2 separate regions of the Homo sapiens genome follow, and region 1 is linked to region 2. A link is a loop called in an ENCODE intact Hi-C map of the cell type or tissue named here. Cell type or tissue: PC-3. All regions are shown on one strand. Links, peaks and the distances in the headings refer to the core of each region. The heading gives the core; the rest is flanking DNA. Region 1 overlaps SPESP1-NOX5 (SPESP1-NOX5 readthrough). Region 2 holds the start of SPESP1-NOX5 (SPESP1-NOX5 readthrough).

The links. Hi-C counts contacts between places; a loop is a spot of excess contacts. Peaks named below come from ENCODE experiments on the same cell type or tissue, not always from the same donor. Only the 100,000 strongest peaks of a DNase experiment are listed, where the experiment ranks them.
Region 1: a loop joins it to region 2, with 2.4 times the contacts of the local background. A loop is called at or near these places in 3 of 110 quality-filtered maps.

What each region holds. Positions count from the first base shown.
Region 1 is chr15:69,025,893-69,036,205 of GRCh38, forward strand. SPESP1-NOX5 (SPESP1-NOX5 readthrough) reads left to right here. Exons shown (of 17, transcript NR_033672.2): 3 at 636-759; 4 at 2,323-2,473; 5 at 5,710-5,920; 6 at 7,151-7,385; 7 at 9,462-9,615; 8 at 9,866-10,044. NOX5 (NADPH oxidase 5) reads left to right here. Exons shown (of 16, transcript NM_024505.4): 2 at 636-759; 3 at 2,323-2,473; 4 at 5,626-5,920; 5 at 7,151-7,385; 6 at 9,462-9,615; 7 at 9,866-10,044. Among named protein-coding and RNA genes, the nearest start is that of NOX5, 16 kb to the left of the region's middle. RefSeq lists enhancers at 164-664, 10,189-10,313. In PC-3, for the core only: CTCF peaks have their summits at 5,742 and 5,941; a DNase peak (open chromatin) is centred at 8,659; H3K4me3 peaks cover 866 bases; H3K27ac peaks cover 3,931 bases.
Region 2 is chr15:68,929,513-68,939,825 of GRCh38, forward strand. SPESP1-NOX5 (SPESP1-NOX5 readthrough) reads left to right here and starts at 1,013. Exons shown (of 17, transcript NR_033672.2): 1 at 1,013-1,205. It overlaps SPESP1 (sperm equatorial segment protein 1), which reads left to right and starts at 1,013. Exons shown (of 2, transcript NM_145658.4): 1 at 1,013-1,205. The coding sequence starts at 1,142. In PC-3, for the core only: no CTCF peak of the experiment used is centred there; no DNase peak of the experiment used is centred there.

The sequences.
Region 1 (10,313 bases), core at 1,223-9,222, 97 kb after region 2:
CCTGGGCCTGAAGAGTTAAGACCTGAGGGCTGAATCCTGGCTTGATCCATCTTGTATCACAAGCATTTAAGCAGAGGGTGGAGGCTTTGGGGCAGAATGGAAAAAAACACTGGACTTGAATTTGAACTCTGTCTCTAACTTGCTGAATACATTTAGCTAAGTTACCTAATTGCTCTGAGCCTATTTCTTCTCTGCAAAATGTCCTGGCCCACCAGGCTGTCAGAGAGACCAAAGGAAGTAGTGGTGGTGGGAAATATTTGGAAAGCAGTAAAGATCTGTGTAAAGGCAAGATGGAAAGTCATTGTCATGATGTTAATTAATGCAGTCGCAGCATGCCACTCTCTGACCTGATCCCCACAGTGTGGGTCCACCTCACTCGGGCCCTGTCATTTCAGAACCTAAAGAGAAGCAAGCCTGGGCCAGCCAACTCAGGATAAGAGGAAGAGACTGAGGCATAGGGAGGAGGAGAAACGGCTGTGGGAAGCTCCAATCCACAGCCAGAACTGATTGACCCGATTCAACTCAGGGAGGCTCAGGGCCCTAGTTAGAGCAAGGCAGAGGCCCTGGGACCACCATGAGACCTCATAAGGCTTTGGCCACCCCAAGCCCATAAACCTGTTTCCTTTGCCTCCCAGCACCATGAGTGCCGAGGAGGATGCCAGGTGGCTCCGGTGGGTGACTCAGCAGTTTAAGACCATTGCAGGAGAAGATGGGGAGATCAGCCTGCAAGAATTCAAAGCAGCTCTGCATGTGAAAGAGGCAAGTGTTGGGCCAAGGTGGAAGCCCTGCATTTATCGTTATGTGGCCTGGTTCTCAGGGCATAGCCCTTACAGGGAGGGAAAGGGAACTCCCTGGGGTTCCTGAGGTCTCCACCTTGTAGCGGGCTGGCGGGATGTTTATGGCACCCTCCCATTCCTCTTAATAGTCATGGCCTCCTGGGTCTTCAACACATGAAGTTGGAAGTCAGTAGCTTGTCAAATCTTAAGCAATATGATTAACCTCACAATTTCCACTAGGCTCATGGGCAGAGCTGATGCTCTGACTTAAGCTTCCTCTCAAGATAAGCTTGTCAATGGTCTATACCTATTAAAGTCCTGTCTGCTGTGGCACACTGTTCCCAGTCCTCCAGACTCCATAGCTACCCTGCCCACCCCACACAGCCTGCATGCCCTGACACACAGAGGAGACATCAGCACGGAAGGGAGGACTGAGTCTGAAATGCCAGCCTCTCCTAGCTGTCCTTGGGACTGGCATTGAATAGTGGCCTGGTCCTTGACAGGGACTAGCCGATGAGCATCTGAATGCCCTGCTTGAATCAGAAGGACCCTCCCCTGCTGGTCCTGGGGATACTACTAAGAACTCTAACGCCACGCCTCCTTTCACAGCAAATATGGGGAAGGAAAAAATCCCATTCTCCCTAATGATACAATCCCATCCAAATGGGAGGGTGTAAAACATCTTAAGACAAAGAGCATTCGGGATGGTAGAGAGTGATAAAGGTACTACCCAGGGATCCTGGGGATGAAGAAGAAAGCCAAGGCAAGGTGGCAGTTTTGTCAGTCCACAGCGGACTTCGGCCTATACCTCATACTTGTGAACCCCTCATAGTTTTATTAAGTCAGACACTAGAGCTCCACAGGGTCCTCCCCCTGCCTTGAGGGGAGCATCCCAGGACACAGCATCTTTGGGACACCCATCATCCAAGCCTGTCTTCTTAATTTCTGTGCTCCCAGGGTCTAACACCAGGCCTGGCAGGCAGAGGCTACACAGTACAAGACTGCTCAGTGAATGAATGAGTGAACTGGTGATTAAGAACAAGCCTTAAGTATAAAATGTAGGCAGCCTTAAGAACAAGCAAAAGAAAGGACTCAGATCTTCCAGTGGAATCTATAAGTCCTTCCCAGATTCACTCATCCCTTGCGCTCACCCCAAGTGGGGTGAGACAGGGCTGGAAGGAGCCTGCAGGAGGACCCTCTGTCTGACCCTTTCCCATGTTGGTTAAGGGGCCACCCAGAGGCTGGGATTTAAAGGCTGATGGGGGTGATTGTATGTAGGGGACAGAGAGCCCATGCAAATTACAAAGTCCAGTGCCTGAAGGGGGCCTGAAGTCCAAACCAAGCCCATCCTTACTGCAGGGATCGGAACAGGTCTTCCATTAGAGCAGATCACGATGGGTGTTCAGGCACCTGAGTTCTGCCTGAATACCGCCACTCTGTGGTGCACCCCCCCACCACCACCCCAGACACAGGGAGACAGTGAACAAATTCAAAGCCCAGGCCCTGCGGCCACAGTTGTGCTGTCTTCCACCCTTCTCGCCCACAGTCCTTCTTTGCAGAGCGATTCTTTGCCCTATTTGACTCCGATAGAAGTGGCACCATCACCCTCCAGGAGCTGCAGGAGGCACTGACCCTGCTCATCCATGGCAGCCCCATGGACAAACTCAAATTCCTCTTCCAGGTGTATGACATCGATGGTAAGGGCTCTTCCTGGGTGTGGGCTGGGGTGGGGAGATCAGTGGGCCTCAGTGAGAACTGGCCATTTCACCTTGGCAGGCCTGGAGGTGCCATCCCGGCCTCCTGAGCCCAGCCTGGGACTGGTTTCTCCAGGTGAGGCTGACACTTCCTTTCCTCACATCTCTCTCCCAGTCCCCAGTCTCTCTGTCTAATCCCTGCCCCCCTTTCTGGGGCAGCAGGGAGAAAAGGAGGGACTCTGGCACAGGAGACAAATGCCTTCTATTCAACTTACCAGAGGCCAGAACCTTTTTCTGATCTTTTCTATGTCTGAAAAAGAAAATCTCTGTTGTTTTTTCCTTTTCCTCATAGTATAAGCTCACTATGAACATTTTAGACAATACAGAGTGGTATAAAAAAGAATACAAAAATCACCCGTAACATTTTGCTATATTGCCTTCTAACTGGTTGCACATACACACGCCACACACCTTTTTTTTTTTAACAAAATGGGATTAAAAAATGAATCCCATTTTTTAATGGGATTTTTCACTTACAAAAATGAACTTTTTCACTTACAAAAATGAACATTTTGAAATGTAAAAATATATTGCTTTACAGTGTCATTTTTATTGTGGTAAAATATACATAATGTAAAATTTGCCATCTTAACCATTTTTAAGTGTACAGGTCAGTGGCATTAATTAAGTACATTCACATTGCTGTGCCACCATCACCACCCTCCATCTCCAGAACCTTTTCATCCTTCCATTGAAACTCCTTGCCCACTGAACACTGAATCCCCATGCCTCCTCCCCTAGTCCCTGGCAACCACCATTCTATTCATACATTCTGTCTCTAAGAATCTGACTTCTCTAGGCACCTCATCTAAGTGGGATTATACAATATTTGTCATTTTGTATCTGGCTTATGTCACTTAGTATAGTATCCTCAAGCTTCATCTGTGTCATAGCATGTGACAGAATTTTATTCCTTTTAAGGCTGAATAATATTCCATTGTAGGTATATGCCATATTTTGTTTATCCATTCACCAATTAGTGGACATTTGGGCTGTTTCTACGTTTTAACTATCGTGATTAATGCTGCTATGAACATTGGTGCACAGATATCTGTTTGAGTTCCTGCTTTCAATTCTTCCGGGTATATATCCAGAAGGGGAATTGCTGGATGACATGGTAATTCTGGTAATTCTATTTTTAATTTTTTGAGGAACTGCCATACTGTTTTCCACAGTGGCTGCATTATTTTACATTCCTACCAGTAATGTACAGGTGGTCCAAGTTCTCCACATTCTTGCTAACACTTGTAATTTTCTGCTTTTTTTTTTTTTTCTGAGATGGAGTCTCACTCTGTTGCCCAGACTGGAGAGCAGTGGCATGATCTCAGCTCATTGCAGCCTCCACCTCCCAGGTTCAAGTGATTCTCCAGCCTCAGTCTCCCGAGTAGCTGGGACTACAGGCACCTACCACCATGCCCACTAATTTTTGTATTTTTCATAGAGATAGGGTTTCACCATGTTGGCCAGGCTCGTCTCGAACTCCTGGCCTCAAGTGATCCACCCGCCTTGGCCTCCCAAAGTGCTGGGATTACAGGCGTGAGCCACTGTGCTCAGCCTTATATTCTGCTTTTTGATAATAGCCATCCTAATGGGTGTGAAGTGGTAACTCACTGTACTTATAGTGTCATTTTTAGTGGCTGCATTATACTCCACTGTATGTATCATGCAGCATCGTGTAGTATTTAAGACTCTAAGCACAAGCTACCTAAGTTCAAATCTCAGTTCCATCACTTATTATATGATCTTAGACTAGTTACTTAACTTCTCTGTACCTCAATTTATTTATCAAATAGGAATTATGATAATAATATTTCATACTCATGGGGTTGAGATGAAGGTTAAATTAGTTAACTTACGCGCGACGGGGAGCCATCAAAGTGTGTTGAGCAAGGGATTCGCAGGGATGGACCTGCATTCTGAAAAGCTTTTCTTCAGCAATGTTCATTTTGCTGCCCTGGTGCCAGAGGGCGGAAAACAGGTAGCTGGCTTCACCCAGGGATGGGATATTCTTAGAGTCAGTAGAATGGAAGGTTAGAGGGAGAAGGAAGGAGAATGTGCACATGAGAATTATTGTGAGGGAGGACCCTGGATTTGAAATTGGCCAACAGAGAGATTAAAGCAGATAGAAGAGGCCATGAAGGGGCCAGGGGGAGACTGGTCCTCTGGATGAGTCCAGAAACCTGCTGTCATCTTGGCTGTTGACTAGGAAAGCAGAACAGGCGGTGTGACTGGAGAGTGGTATAATATACTCTAATTGATTCTGCATCGTAATGTGATTTGGGCCGGAATGATGATCACAACACCAATGAGAATTTCCATGTATATGCAATTTCCTTCTCCCAGATACTGCGTTAGGTGTTTTACCATTATCGAGTTTCCTTGAGCTAGTTCTGAGAGGGAGAAATGATTACTCTCATTTTAGAGATGAGCAAAGTGAGGTCCACTACCCCAGAGGACTTAGAGCCCACTATTGCACAGTTAAGGAGGGGCAGGAGCAGGATGCCACACTGGGTGTGTCCATATCCAAAGCAGGCCAAGAAATCATTAATCACGGGCTCTGCTGCTCAGGAAGAATAAAATACAGAAAAATCTCATCTCTGTTGGTAGTTTTGGCTTCCTTATCCCATCACTTTCAACCACCCATGTTTACATAAGGCCACACTGCTGGGCTGGAATGCCTAGCTGTGGCCCCTCTCAAGACAACATGATAAACAGAGCATTTGCTCCAAGTTGAACAACAAGGCACACTCCCTCAGCGCTAACCCACATACAGTGTGCCTTTGGATAACTGAGGCTGTGGGCACACCGCCCCTTATAGATTAAGTAAGCAGGTGTATTTTCTGGGCAGATAGTCTTGGAAGTTGAGTAGTACTTAGGGAGTTACCGATTCTGGAGACAGGCAACCACTGAAGCCAAAGATTCTCCACCCGTGGGGAGGTGTCCATTGCTGTTGAGCTAGGCAGTCGGGAACATGGAAGGTTTCTGAGCTGAGGGTGACATTTGGTCCTTCAGTTGCATGGTCTATACCCCCAAGGAAAGCTGACTGGCAGAAAGCTGGAGGTGGGTAAACAGAAGAGGCCCACCACTTCTTGCAGTGTGTGCACGGCAGGGGGCGTCTGCAGGTACAGAGTGGGGTGCTGGGGCAGGCCCGCACTGGGCTTCATCCCCACTCGGGACAGGCAGTGGCTCCATTGACCCGGATGAGCTGCGCACTGTGCTGCAGTCGTGTCTGCGCGAGAGCGCCATCTCGCTGCCTGACGAGAAGCTGGACCAGCTGACGCTGGCGCTCTTCGAATCGGCCGACGCGGACGGCAACGGGGCCATCACCTTCGAGGAGCTCCGGGACGAGCTGCAGCGCTTCCCCGGAGTCATGGAGAACCTGACCATCAGGTACGGCCGGGTCTCGGGCATTGGCACTGTCCACGGCGGCGTTAGACTCCTGGTCGGAAGTGTGGCAGGAACTCACCGCGGATCCACTCTGCCCTACCCCGCCCTGCCCCGCCCCTCCCCAGTTTAGCCCACTCTTGAGTGTACTGCAGGGCAGCTGTCTTCATTGCCTCCACTTCCTGCAGTGTCTCTGCAGAATCAACTCAAGGTCTGAGGCACCTACTGTGTGCTGAGCACTTTTGCATATACCAGTGCATTTTATAGCAATACTCGTTTTACAAAAGGAAATTACTTCGCCTGAAGTAAGTTGCCTAGGATCACACAAATAATTAACAAAGGTATTTATGCAATAAATGTTTGAGCAGCTTCTATGCAGCAGGCACTGTTCTGATTAATGCAGTGAATGAGGTCTCCACCCTGCTGGGGCTCCATTCCAGACGAAGAGACATGTCATTTACACCAATAAACACACAAACTAGAGAAGCACAAAATTAATAAGTGCTGTGGAGAAAATAAGAGTGTAACAGCAAGACCCAAGTCTGTCCGACTCCAGGCTCTGAATAGAGCCGGTTTTGTAGTTCATTCTTCCTGTGTATTAACTTTTTTTTTTTTTTTTTCTGAGACGGAGTCTCACTCTGTCGCCCAGGCTGGGGTGCAGTGGTATGATCTCGGCTCACCGCAACCTCCGCCTCCCGGGTTCAAGCGATTCTCCTGACTCATCCTCCCGAGTAGCTGGTATTATAGGTGCCAGCCACCACGCCCAGCTAGTTTTTGTATTTTTAGTAGAGACGGGGTTTCGCCATCTTGGCCAGGCTGGTCTCGAACTCCTGACCTCAGGTGATCCGCCCGCCTTGGGTTCACAAAGTGTTGGGATTACAGACGTGAGCCACTGCACTGGGCACCTACCTGCCTATTAACTTTCTTGGGGCTTACTTACCAAAACATATTTCAGATTCTTCCATCCTTTTCGACTGCTTCTTTTAAAATTGGAAAGTAAAGAGAAGTAATAAAAATAGCGGTGGTTGTGGCATTAGGCAGACCGGAGTCCCCTTTCAGCTCCGCGGAGCTGTGCGACTGTGACCAAGCCACTTGACCTCTCTGTTTCCTGGTGTGAAGAAAGCCGGCCTGCTTGCCAGACTTGGTCGGCCATAGCTTGAAGGGGGTCTTTAAGTTAAGACACAGGTGGTCCCCGCCCCACCGCTCGCCTCTGAGCGGAACCCGCCTCTCTCGCAGCGCTGCCCACTGGCTGACGGCCCCCGCCCCCCGCCCACGCCCGCGCCGGCCGCGCCAGCTGACCCGCGCCTACTGGCACAACCACCGCAGCCAGCTGTTCTGCCTGGCCACCTATGCAGGCCTCCACGTGCTGCTCTTCGGGCTGGCGGCCAGCGCGCACCGGGACCTCGGCGCCAGCGTCATGGTGGCCAAGGGCTGCGGCCAGTGCCTCAACTTCGACTGCAGCTTCATCGCGGTAGGCTCTGCCAGCACACGGTGCTCTGAAAATGTTAATTAGGAGCCGAGGTGGGCTCCTCCTAGACAGAGCGACCCACAGAGGACACCTGGAATGCCAGGGCAGGGTGGCACCTTAGAAATCAGCTGGGCCAACGCTCAGAGTTGGAGGACGCCGCCCAGAGAGGGACAGTAGCTTGTCCACAGTCACACAGCCAGTAAATAATAACATAACTGGCATTTTTGTGCACTATGCACCAGGCACGGTGCTGAGCACGCTCCATTTGATCTTCACAACTCCCCTATAGTGGACCCCTGTGCAGGAGCACCTTCAAGAGGAAACCCTAGAAGAGGCTTTGAATACCAGACCATGGAGTTGGAATGTGGTTCTCTGGCTCATGGATGAGGCCTCTAAGAGGTGTTTTTTTTTTTCTTTCTTTTTTTTCTTTTTTTTTTTTTTTTGAGACGGAATTTTGCTCTTGTTGCCCAGCTGGAATGGCACGATCTCAGCTCACTGCAACTTTTGCCTCCCGGGTTCAAGCGATCCTCCTGCCTCAGCCTCCCCGTAGCTGGAATTACAGGCAACCGCCACCATGCCCAGCTAATTTTTATATTTTTAGTAGAGATGGGGTTTCACCATTTTGGCCAGGCTGGTCTCGAACTCCTGACCTCAGGTGATCCACCCTCCTCGGCCTCCCAAAGTGCTGGGATTATGGGCATGAGCCACCACGCCTGACCTCTAAGAGTTTTTGATCACACAACTCCTACCATTAAAACAAAAGCCCTCTTATGCTTATATGCATGCTCTATTATCATTAGCTAATAGACTTATGGCACAAAGTAACTACAGGGGAAGATTCATCATTGATGAGCAGGGATGCCCATCTCTAGCTCAGATACGCTTCTGGATATGAGCTTCTCATTAGAGTGGGTTTTATAGGTTTTATTTTAAATTTATTTTTATTATTTTTAATTATTAATCTTAATTTTTGTGGGCACATAGTAGGTGTATATATTTATGGGGTACATGGGATGTTTTGATACATGGGATGTTTCGATACATGCAATGTGTAATAATCACATCTTGCAAAATGGGGTACCCATCCCTAAAGTGGGTTTTGTCTTAATGGCTCAACGAGCTAACAAAGACTTCATTCCAGGAGTGGGAGACGTGTGATTCATTTTCTTGGTCACTTGCTCATGTATTACTAACACAACTGTTAATCTGTGGTTTCTCTGCTGGGAAACTTTTAAAGCTACTTGTCCTTCCTGTGAGGGGTAGTTAGCTTAGTTTTGGTAAAGTCAAATACTGTAACCTACAAGTCCACATCCTTGGCAAACATAAATATACTGAAAGCAAATGAGCAATGAGAGAACCCTGGTTAACCACTCTGGATTTGGCTCCTGCAAGGCACCTCGAGAACTAACACAACACGTGCCCATCTGACATATGGACTAAATGAGGGCACCAAGTCAACAGAGATATTTTATTTATTTATTTATTTATTTGAGACATGGTCTTTGTCACCCAGGCTGGAGTGCAGTGGACTGATCATAGGTTGCTGTAACCTCAAACGCCTGGGCTCAAGCAATCCTGGGCTCAAGCAGTCCTCCTGCCTCAGCCCCCTAAGTAGCTAGGATTACAGGTGTGTGCCACCATGCCCAGCTAATTAAACAATTTTTTTTTTCTATAGAGACAGGGGTCTCGCTGTGTTGCCCAGGCTGGTCTCAAACTCCTAGGCTCCAGTGATCCTACTGTCTCAGCCTTCCAAAGTGCTGAGATTAGTGGAGTGAGCCACTGCGCCTGGCCCATATATTAAATATTAGTAAAAGCATAGATGTTTCTCATGTGTTTAGACAAAAATTAATACAAATAGACATTCTGTAACTTTCTCTTCCCGCCACAATTCTGGAGATCCTCCTCTAGAGACCCCAGGTATGAATCCAGGGAAGCAACAAGGCATGGGGGCAGGGGACTTTGGTGAGTGTCCTGTTCAGAAAGCACAGCTAGCTCAGGAGGATGCAGGGAGGTGGCTGGGAAAAGAGGACAAGGCAGACAGAGAGTGAGGCAGGGCTCTCTCCCACTCTGCCTGGCCAGGTGCTGATGCTCAGACGCTGCCTCACCTGGCTGCGGGCCACGTGGCTGGCTCAAGTCCTACCACTGGACCAGAACATCCAGTTCCACCAGCTTATGGGCTACGTGGTAGTGGGGCTGTCCCTCGTGCACACCGTGGCTCACACTGTGAACTTTGGTGAGTGATCTGGGGCAGGGTTGGGTCGGGGAGAAGCTTGAGCAGCCTCAAGCCCAGAATGCAGGGCCCAGCCCCTGTGTGTACTGCCTGCCCAAAGGGCAGAGAAGGGGTGCCCTGGATAAGCCAACGCTCTGGACAAAAGTTTCTGCCCGTGCTAGTATCTGATGGTGCAGGGTGGGGATCCCAATGGGAAGGTGGAGTGGGAAGAGCTGGTCTTGCAGTCACTCAACCTTTCTGAGCTTGTTTCCAGTACTCCAGGCTCAGGCGGAGGCCAGCCCTTTCCAGTTCTGGGAGCTGCTGCTCACCACGAGGCCTGGCATTGGCTGGGTACACGGTTCGGCCTCCCCGACAGGTGTCGCTCTGCTGCTGCTGCTCCTCCTCATGTTCATCTGCTCCAGTTCCTGCATCCGCAGGAGTGGCCACTTTGAGGTGCCCCAGTTGCTGCCCTTTTGCTTCCCCCAAGGCCAGGGTCCTACTTTCATTTCTTTCTGTGTCCCCTCTGATTTACTCCAGAGCCCAGGAAGGTCCCAAGCTGGTCTGCATATTATTTGCATGTGATTTGGGACCTGCTGCTGTGTTCTGCCACTGGACTGTAGTTTATGTCTGCCAAGTGTAGATGTTTTGCTGCGGAAGAGTCTGCCTTTTTGCTGGCTTATCCCTTTAGCCTATTTGGATTAAGTTGGGCTTAAAACAGTACA
Region 2 (10,313 bases), core at 890-8,889:
TTTTTGAGGTGGAGTCTTGCTCTGTCGCCCAGGCTGGAGTGCAGTGGCACGATCTCGGCTCACTGCAACCTCTGCTTCCCGGGTTCAAGTGATTCTCCTGCCTCAGTCTCCCAAGTAGCTGGGACTACAGGCGTGTGCCACCACCCACGCCTGGCTAATTTTGTATTTTTAGTAGCCACGAAGTTTCACTATGTTGGTCAGGCTGGTCTCGAACTCCTGACCTCAGGTGGTCCGCCCACCTCGGCCTCCCAAAGTGCTGGGATTACAGGAGTGAGCCACCGTGCCCGGCCTTCTGTGAATTTTAACACATGTATAGATTCTTGTGGCCACTGCCATCTATTAGTCCCCAAAACAACCTCATGCTATCCTTTCATAGTCGTACTCTCCCTCATCCCTACCCCTATCTTTTTAAGAAGGTCAAAGAAATGGAATGTGATCTTTTGAAAAACAAAAACACCCAAGCCCCTTAGGGCGTTTTTAATGCCCTTGCCTACCTCTCCTCCCTGTCCTCCAACAACTGCCCTCCCAAGCCCCACAATGCAACTCGCCGGAACTATGCTCAGTTCTTGGGGTGCTCCAAGCTGTCCTCCACTTAGCCAAGCTCCCCACCCGCTTCCGGGGGTGGGTTTCCACTGTGCACAACAGTACCTAGCGCTTCCCCCACTACAGCCCCCTTTCACGCTGTGGTAATTGCCAGGTTATCTGCCTCTCCCATTACAGTTCCTTCCTCACAGGGACCGCGTTTAAACCACGGCGGTATCCCTACCGCGCAGGATGGGCCGAGCCCCGCACGCCCCGAGGCAGCACCCCGCACGCAGTAGCCGGGCGTCGAGGCGTTCCCAGCCCACACCAGGCGCGGACCTACGAAGGCGGAGCGAGCATGCGCACTAGGAAGGGGCGGGGCGGGGCGCGCGCGATCCCCCGCCCCCTGCACGCGGTCCCAGGAGGGGCGGGCCTTGGCCGCTCGCTCTCCCCTCCCCCATGCCGCTGCGCTTGCGCGCTGGGGACAACCGTTGCTGGGTGTCCCAGGGCCTGAGGCAGGACGGTACTCCGCTGACACCTTCCCTTTCGGCCTTGAGGTTCCCAGCCTGGTGGCCCCAGGACGTTCCGGTCGCATGGCAGAGTGCTACGGACGACGCCTATGAAGCCCTTAGTCCTTCTAGTTGCGCTTTTGCTATGGCCTTCGTCTGTGCCGGCTTATCCGAGTGAGTGACGGGCCTGAGGAGGCAGCGGACCGGGGACACCCTGGGGGAACTTCCCGAGCTCCGCGACCTCGAAGCCTGGCCCTTCCTTCTCCCTGGTCCTACATGCCTCCCTCCCCCACTGTCCGGGGTCCTGGCCTCGACGCCGAGGGGTGTCCCTCTCCTCTCCTGGTCAGGGAACGCAGCAACTGAGGCGGCGCGGCCCAGATGAGACGGGAAGCGCCTGCGGGCCGTGGGCGCGGGTGGAACCCCCTCACCTCACCGGAGGCCTTCCTCTGCCCACCCGATCCTTCCCCAGCCATTGGGCGTGTGACCGTGCAGGGGTCGTGTGACAGCTGCTGGCCAGCTAGGAATGATTTTTACATTTTCTTCCTTTTTTTTTAATTATTATACTTTAAGTTCTAGGGTACATGTGCACAGCGTGCAGGTTTGTTACATATGTATCCATGTGCCATATTGGTGTGCTGCACCCATAACTTGTCATTTACATTAGGTATATCTCCTAATGCTATCCCTCCCCCCTCCCCCCACCCCACGGCAGGCCCTGGTGTGTGATGTTCTATTTTTGCATTTTCAAAGTAAATATGAAATGTACTCTTTCATGACTTGTGGAAAAGCATGACGCTCACATTTCATTGTTCGTGAATAAAGTTTTACTGGCACACCACCACGCTCATTCCTTTACGTATTGCCCATGGCTGCTTTCCCACGTTAGAACAACGGGGTTAAGTGGTTGCCACACAGTCTGGTCTGCAAAGACTGAAGTATTTACTCTCTGGCCCTGTACAGAAAAAAAGGTTGACCCGTACGGTAAAATTTGGAGAGCATGTGGATTGTGGGTCGCGGTCTGGGACACTCACCTGAGGATGCGCTCCCAGAGAGCATGCTTGCGCACACGGCATTCAAAGCCTTAGTTAAGCAGGATTATAACTTAAGACCTGCCAAGGAGCAATTTTTGTCCCTCCCCGAAAGCTGAAAACCAATAAGGTCAAATTCAGGGGTGCTAAGACTTTACTATATTAACAATATCATGTGGGCACCTTAAGGCACTTAGTATTTAAGTCAGGTAGGTGAGGCTTCCCCATTTAGTCTAACTGTAGTTCATTGTGGCATTTAGTAATGTTGGAGTTTGGTTTCACTTAAATCAATAAATACAATTTAACAGGTGTAAAAAAAGCGCTATCGTGCATGCTGATTATGCAAATCTATTTTTCAGAATTGCTAAACGATCTTAGTTAAAAATCAAATTTAAAAACTGAAAATACAACACAATCTAAATTATGAATAGTAATGGGAAAAGTTCTAGATGAAGTTCTAGGTAACTAAAGTTAGCTCTTTAAATACTAGCATTTATGATTTGTAGCTGTTTTTAATAAAAAGTTTTGTAAAATTTTTCTTCCTTGACATAGAGGACCAGAACATAATGAAGATGCTACTATCTTTTCTTGATGTCTGATGATCATTATTACTAACACCAGTTATTGCATTTTGGTAGTTGTAGATCAGCAAGTCACAAGTGACTAACATATATGGAGACTTTAACTGAAGTGACTTTAACACTGTCACACAGTACACTCTGGGACTGCTAGGTAGGAGTCCCTGGACACCCACTTAACTCAGTGCAGTCTCTTGCCTAACACCATAATTTTCCCCTCCCCCTCCCCTTCCCTTTTCCCCCCCTTTTTTTTTTGCCTGAGACAGGGTCTCACTCTCTAGCTCAGACTAGAGTGCAGTGGCCCGATCTCGGCTCACCGCAACCTCTGCCTCCCAGGCTCGAGGGATTCTCCCACCTCAGCCTCCTGAGTAGCTGGGATTATAGGCGCACGCCACTACCGCCTGGCTAATTTTTGTATTTCTAGTAGAGACGGGGTTTCACCATGTTGGCCAGGCTGGTCTCGAGCTCCTGACCTCAAATGATCCATCCGCCTCGGCCTTGCAAAGTGCTGGGATTACAGGCTTGAGCCACTGTGCCCAGCCAGCCTGTTGTCTTTCTTAGCACCCTATTCCCTAATCTTTCTTGGGAAGAAAGAAAAGGGTTGTAGGAAATGAAAAGACGCTTCCCAGAAAAAAGGAGTGATTTTGTGTTGAATATATAGATGTTATAAGACATAAGGAAACTATATACAGGTTGTAATCATAGAAGATGTCTTGGAATATGTAATTACCTTTCTTCTACAGAAGTGGATTAAGGAATATATAGAGCAGGCAGTGGTACATGGCTGCTTTCTCTGTATCTGTCTCTCTACTTTTTCTCTAATTTTAATTTTGTTTTTAAAATAAGTATACCAAAATGCGTATATCATTGAGCTTGATGTAAATCAGCTATGCATTCTTTTATATGGCCACTATTCAAACAATTGTTGGCGAGATGCAAAAGATAAGGTACATAGGTTTTTATAATGAAAAGTGCAGCTTTGACACATTTTTTCTAGACTACTAGACAGTTTTGAGGTTATTACGCAAACATCACGGGTGTATTAAGTAATTGCATTTATTGAAAACCTCAGTACTTCTTGTATCTGCCTATACCTTTCTAACAGGCCCAATCCAAGCTTAGCTAGTATTTGTTTAATCTAAATTCAGTTAGACATAAATGCAGCTTGGGTATACAGAAGTCGGCACTCCTTTACATACACACACACACATCCTGATGGTGCTGGAGAAACAACGTTTTACTATATAAAATTTTTATACATTCAGTTTCCTCTACCTGATTTTTCCATAGTTTTAAATACTTTGCCATTTTTAAATTTTTGAATGGGAAAGTATTTAATGTATTCCCTCTTTAATGTATTTGCACTGTGCAACTTACTTTACTTTTTAATGAGAATTCTTTTTGCTTTAAAAAAAAAAAAATGCACAGGCCGGGCACGGTGTCTTACACCTGTAATCCCAGCACTTTGGGAGGCTGAGGCGGGCAGATCACCTGAGCCCAGAAATTCAAGACCAGGCTGGGCAACATGGCGAAACCCCGTCTTTACAAAAAATACAAAAATTAGCCAGATGTGGTGGGGCAGGCCTGTAGTCCCAGCTATTCGGGAGGCTGAGGTGGGAGGATCACCTGAGCCCAGGAGGTAGAGGTTGCAGTGAGCTGAGATGGCGCCACTGCATTCCAGCCTGGCTGACAGAGTGAGACCTTGTCTCAAAAAAAAAAAAAAGCACAGTAACTTCTAAAGTAATATTAACATAATAGTTACATATTTAAATAATATCAACTACTATTAAAATTATATAATTGGCCTTTTTAAATTTTAAGTCATCAAATATTCATGGGCTGGCAGTGCAAACTAATTAAAATTAAAGTGTGTTAATATTAATTTAATATTAATATATGTTAATTTTTAAATGATTCAAACTTTGCATAATAAGTATAAATAAAATTAAAATATTAATTTTGGGGTATCTCCCAAATAAATTATTTCCTCTAGATCATCTCTTGGTATAGACTAGGAAAAATAGGGTTAGTCTAGGATTACAAAAGCTCTTATTTCTAGATTGGTATTATAAGAAGGCTCAATGTATCAGTCTTTGGCTTCTGTCATTGTGTTTAGGAAGGATTTTGTCCTAATGAACCACAGAAGGTAAGGGAAACAATAAGGCAGCAACCAGCAACAATTGTTTGAATCTATCACCAAATAAATTAAGAGGAAAAGAATATTCTTTTATTTCAAATACATTCTAAAGGTAAAGTTCACTGAGTTCTGGTGCTGCAAGTTCACTTAGCTAGTGCCCAAGGCTACAGCATTTAAAAGGTCTCTCAAACCTGTGAATAAACTGTCATGACACACTTTGTTAATGTTTGAGATAATGAGGAGCATGTCATCCAATAGGCAAGTGTCAAGAGAGTATTCTGTGGGGGAGTAGCAGGAAGTTTCATTAGCCTGTCCATTGATGTTTTATGGGGGAAAAAAGTCCTGTCTTTCTGTTCTGTTGATCATATTATCCCTTAAATGGATATACTTTAATCTCTTGATAATATATGTGAAATTAAACTTAAGCAACATTTTTTATCTCCAAATAAAATACTAGTTATTTGAAAAGAAAATATTTTCTTTTTTTTTTAGTATCACTATATATTTGAAGCATTTTAAAAACACACAATTTATTTAACCTAAGTATAGTTTTTTCCGAGCCTCAAATATTCATACCTTGACCATTTGGAGCCATTGTAAGCTGTCTTCTCTTGTTCTTTTGATAGGATCCCATATATTTTTAAAGACTTCTTGTTTTCTGATGTTAACTGATTGTTCCAAGCCCACTTTGTGTCTTTCCCACTCTATCTTTCTCACTCTGAATGGAATTAACTGTCTTTCCAAGGGGATGGAGAACATGGTATGAGAGACCAAAGTGCCTGCGATACATACTAGACTACTGCAGTGGGGAAATATTGTTATTTTTGTCATTTTAGTGAACAGAACTAGAAGAGAAAGATTTAAAATAATGAGTTTATTTTGGTTTCAATTATAACATTACTCATAGGATGCATCTTGATTTTTAACTCTTTATCCGCACTAGAATTGTAACATAATTTAATAAGGCTATTTTGGTTGTGTATTGTGGCAAAAATGACTGCTCCCCAAATTTATCATTTTTCATGATTCTATGGGTTCACTAGACTCAGCTGGGCAGCTCTGCTTCATATGGTATAGCTGAGGTCACTCATGCAGCTGCATTCAGCTGGAAGTTCAAATGGATAGGAACATCCCAGATGGCCTCTCATCCTCCAGGGTCTTTACATGACTTCTCATCTTTCAGTACTCTAGCCCAAGTTTCTTTACACCATGGCAGCTTGCTTCCAAGAAGGAGATTTATAAGCCCCAACATGGATGCTCTTACGAAGCCTACACTGTATCAGACTTGCTAATGTCCTATAGGCCAAGACAAGTCACATGGGGCAAGCCCATATCCAATGTCAGAAGACACTACCCAAGAACATGAATAGCAGGAAGTGTAAAGCCATAAAGTTACATTTCTTTAACTGGAACACTTGATTAATATGAACATAATTACTTGTTTATTTACCTGTCAGCAAAAATTAAGATTTGTGTAATAATAAATTATAAGAAAATTGCTGGATGAATAAGAAGATTTAATATTTCCTTTTATGACCATTCCTTGAGTACACCTCAGTAATTAAGCACAATTATTACTACTTTGAGTTGGAAATACAGTACTCCAGCTCAGTTCGTTTTAAAATTTTAACCTTCATAAAAGTTCATTTTAATTTGAAGGTGTTGGATATTTTAACTGGTAGTTCTTGCATTATTACAGCTTTCAGTTATTAATTCTTACTTTAGTACTTAACTGCTGTAGAATAAGGGAAGTTTATTCTTTATGAGTCCACTTCATGGTATGTATAGAAAATACAAGCAATTTGTTCTCCAAAGTTATGGACATTCAGCCAGAGTGTGTGGACCATCTATAAGTGATGGATGCTTGGGTATATGTTTAAGTTTTATATACATGAGTTCTTTATGGATAAAGCCATTTTGTTTTCACTATCATTGTAATAAAAATCCTAGTTATATTCAAATCTTTAACAAAATGAGCATCCATAATTGGTGATTAAATTTTGGGTGCAATCAGCAGTTGCCATATCAAGGCTACTGGCCAAGGGCAAAGTAGAAATGTATGTGTATCTACACAATGAAATATTATTTGGCCATAAAAATCAATGAAGTACCGATACATGCTACAACATAGATGATCTTGAAGACATTACGCTAAGTATAAGAAGCCACTCACAAAAGGACACATATCGTATGAGTCCATTTATATGAAATGTCTAGCATAGGCAAATGCGTAGCTACAGAAAGTAGATTAGTGGTTGTCCAGGGTCTGGGGGATAAGGGATATGGGAAATGGATTTTACTGTGGGATGACAAAACTGTTTTAAACTTAGATTGTGGTGGTGATTGCACCACTCTGGACATACTGAAAACCATTGAATTTCATACTTTAAGATAAATAAAAGGTAAATTATGGAGGTATTTTAATATTAAGATTGTGATTTACTTACATTAAAATTATGTCAATGCAGTATTACTTTAGAGATTGATAAAATTCAATGAAAGGTAATTAGTAGAACATAAGTTTATGTGATCTAAACTTACATTAGGCTATTTAGTAAGGGGCAGTTACAAGAAGTATGGGGGCTCTCTGAGAAATGGAGCTATTTCACCATGATGTTTATGATGTTATTTTATATAAACTTCACACTTAGAAATTTAGAAAGACGTAGTAAGCTGTGTCTTTTATTATAAAAAACTGCTTACTTTGCCTAAAATAAAAGAACATTCTTATTACTCATTTAAAATTTTCTCTGTAATAATTATTGGACAATTAGCCAGAAACTGCTCCCCACACAATAGTTTTTAGACTAACAGATTTATTTTTAAACATAACATGAAGTCTAGTTTTCTTCCTCTGTATTCTTCTGTAGAAATGTTTTACCTGTGATTATCTTAGTAAGATAAATTACTAGAAGTGCAATTAATTTACATACCTTCCAGCATTCTGTTCATTCATTCAGTTATTCATACTTTTTGACTGTCTAGTATGGTTCTAGGCACTGGGTAAAACAGAGTATATAATGAACAAATTAGATGTGTCACAGCTCTCAAAGAGCTTACTAAGTGTAACAGTTAACAAATATTAAACTAACAAATACAGTTAGAACTGTCTAAATTCTATAAAGAAAAGATCAGTATGCTAGAGAGAGACTAAAGAAGGATCTAGGGATCAAAAGGGGAGTAAGGATGGAACTTATTATTTTTTTTCTTTATTTCTTCTAAAAAAAAAACAGGATCCATGTGTAGAACGTGCAGTTTCTTACATAGGCATACGTGTGCCATGGTGGTTTGCTGCATCTATTGGCCCATCCTTTAAGTTCCCTCCCCTCACCCCCCACCCACCAACAGGCGGTGGTGTGTGTTCTCCAGGGGCTGGGGTATAGGGGATATGGGAAATGGGTTTTATTGTTCTCCTCTCTGGGTAGGAGGGAACTTATTTTACTAAGGAAGTAACATATACACATGCCAGTCCTAGGTTTTATCATTTAAAAATATTTGCCTACTTGACTGGCAAAACAAAAATTGTTTTTAATTTGCATATCTTTTATGAACAATGAATTTTAGCAAGTTTTCATGCAAATTGGCTTTTATGTTATTCTCTTCCTCCTTTAATTGGTCATTCTATGAAAAGGAAATATATTTCACATGTATTATTTATTGAGTGAAGTTTTAAATTTTATTTATTTATCTATTATTTTATTTTATTTTTTTGAAATGGAGTTTCACTCTTGTCCCCCAGGCTGGAGTGCAATGGCACAACCTTGGCTTACTGCAACCTCTGCCTCCTGGGTTCAAGCGATTCTCCTGCCTCAGCCTCGAGAGTAGCTGGGACTACAGGTGCATGTCACCATGCCCAGTTAATTTTTGTATTTTTAGTAGAGATGAGATTTCACCATGTTGGCCAGGCTGGTCTCGAACTCCTGACCTTAGTTGACCCACCCAAAGTGCTGAGATTACAGGCGTGGGCCACCAAGCGCAGCCTGAAATTTTATATTTCATTGCTCATTTTAAATCATGATTTTATTATTTTCCTCATAATAAACTCAAAAGTAATTAACTTGCCTTTTATTTCTGTGTGAACGGGATGTATTTTTTTGTAAGTCATTGATTGTCAGTTACTTGTACTTTGTAGTAAGAAAATACTGTATTTGGATTATTTTCAATATTACTAGATACATCTTAATATGCGAAAGGGATGCATTTTGGTCCATTTGATGATAGAACAAAATTTGGTCATATTTAATTTAATTTAATTTTAATATTTACATGTAGTTTAAAATATTTTGGTCCAGTTGACAGCACAATTTCGGATACTATATTTATTTATTTGATTTTATTTAATGTTCACATGTATTTTAAAACAGAGTAGTATCCCTGCAGAATAATTTTATCACAACACTAATACAGCTTTGCCAGCATCCTTGTGTCATTTCTTTATGACAACATTGTGTGGTTGTTACAAGCACCTGCTTTGAAGTAAGGCAGCCTGTGTTCAAATCTCATCCTTACTTATAAGTTGAATATAATCTTAAGCAAATTGCTTATCCTTTCTAAGTCTCTTCCTTTTCTTCTTTGACAAAGTACTTCTCACAGTCAAAGCTCTGGGTATAGTGCCTGGCACATAGTGATCATTCAATCAGTGGAAGCTATTAGGATCTTTTAAATCATTATCTTCCATTTCCCCTTTGGATTTCCTACCACTTTTGTTCCTACAGTTATTTAGTACCATTTTGTTTACTTTCTTACCATTTCTGTTGTGTGACAGTTCTTCCTGTACTATTTCAAGAAGAGAAGTGCAGGCAACCTCAGGCTCACCTTCAGGCCCCATATCTGAGATTCCAGCAAAATCTCAAGCCTGCTTAGCAGTTAGCCATCCTGCTTATAAGAGGAACTGGAGAGCAGCATCATGGTTTCCCAAGCTGAAGATTCTTACCTGGGCCAGAGCCATGTTCTAGGACATTGCCATGTTTGCTTTAATCACTTACTGGTAAAAATAGATGGGATATTATAAAGTATACCAGTGTAGACTATGAATATCCAAGTATAATAACACAACTTCTAGCAAGATTGTCTGTTCCTTGTAAGAATTTGAATTTTGTTCAGCTTTCTAGCACCTCCTGAAGAATGGAGAAAAACAGGTTTTCACAGTGGCCACAGCCATCTGTAGGGACAGTTGAGGCTCCACTATCTTTTACTACCTTGACCTACAAACATTTTTATAAAGATCAAATTGATTTGCAAGAGCAGACCTGATTAGTAGAACTGAGAAGGTCAACATGAAATAGGGAGATGTTTTAGGGGACAAAAGCAGGAGGTAGAAGGTGTGTGGAGAGAGGATGGAATTAACAATAGAAAAATATGGAGCCAAGGGTACATGAAGAACAGAGGAAAATCGAGGTAGGAGGTAGTGCACTCTGTTGCTAGGCAGCCAAGAACAGGCTTTTGGGTGTTGCCTGAGTAACAATAGAAGGGGATAATAAATATTTCAGTTTGTTAAGGAATCAGCTAGTAGTAAGTATCTCCTTTTCCTGTCCTTTGG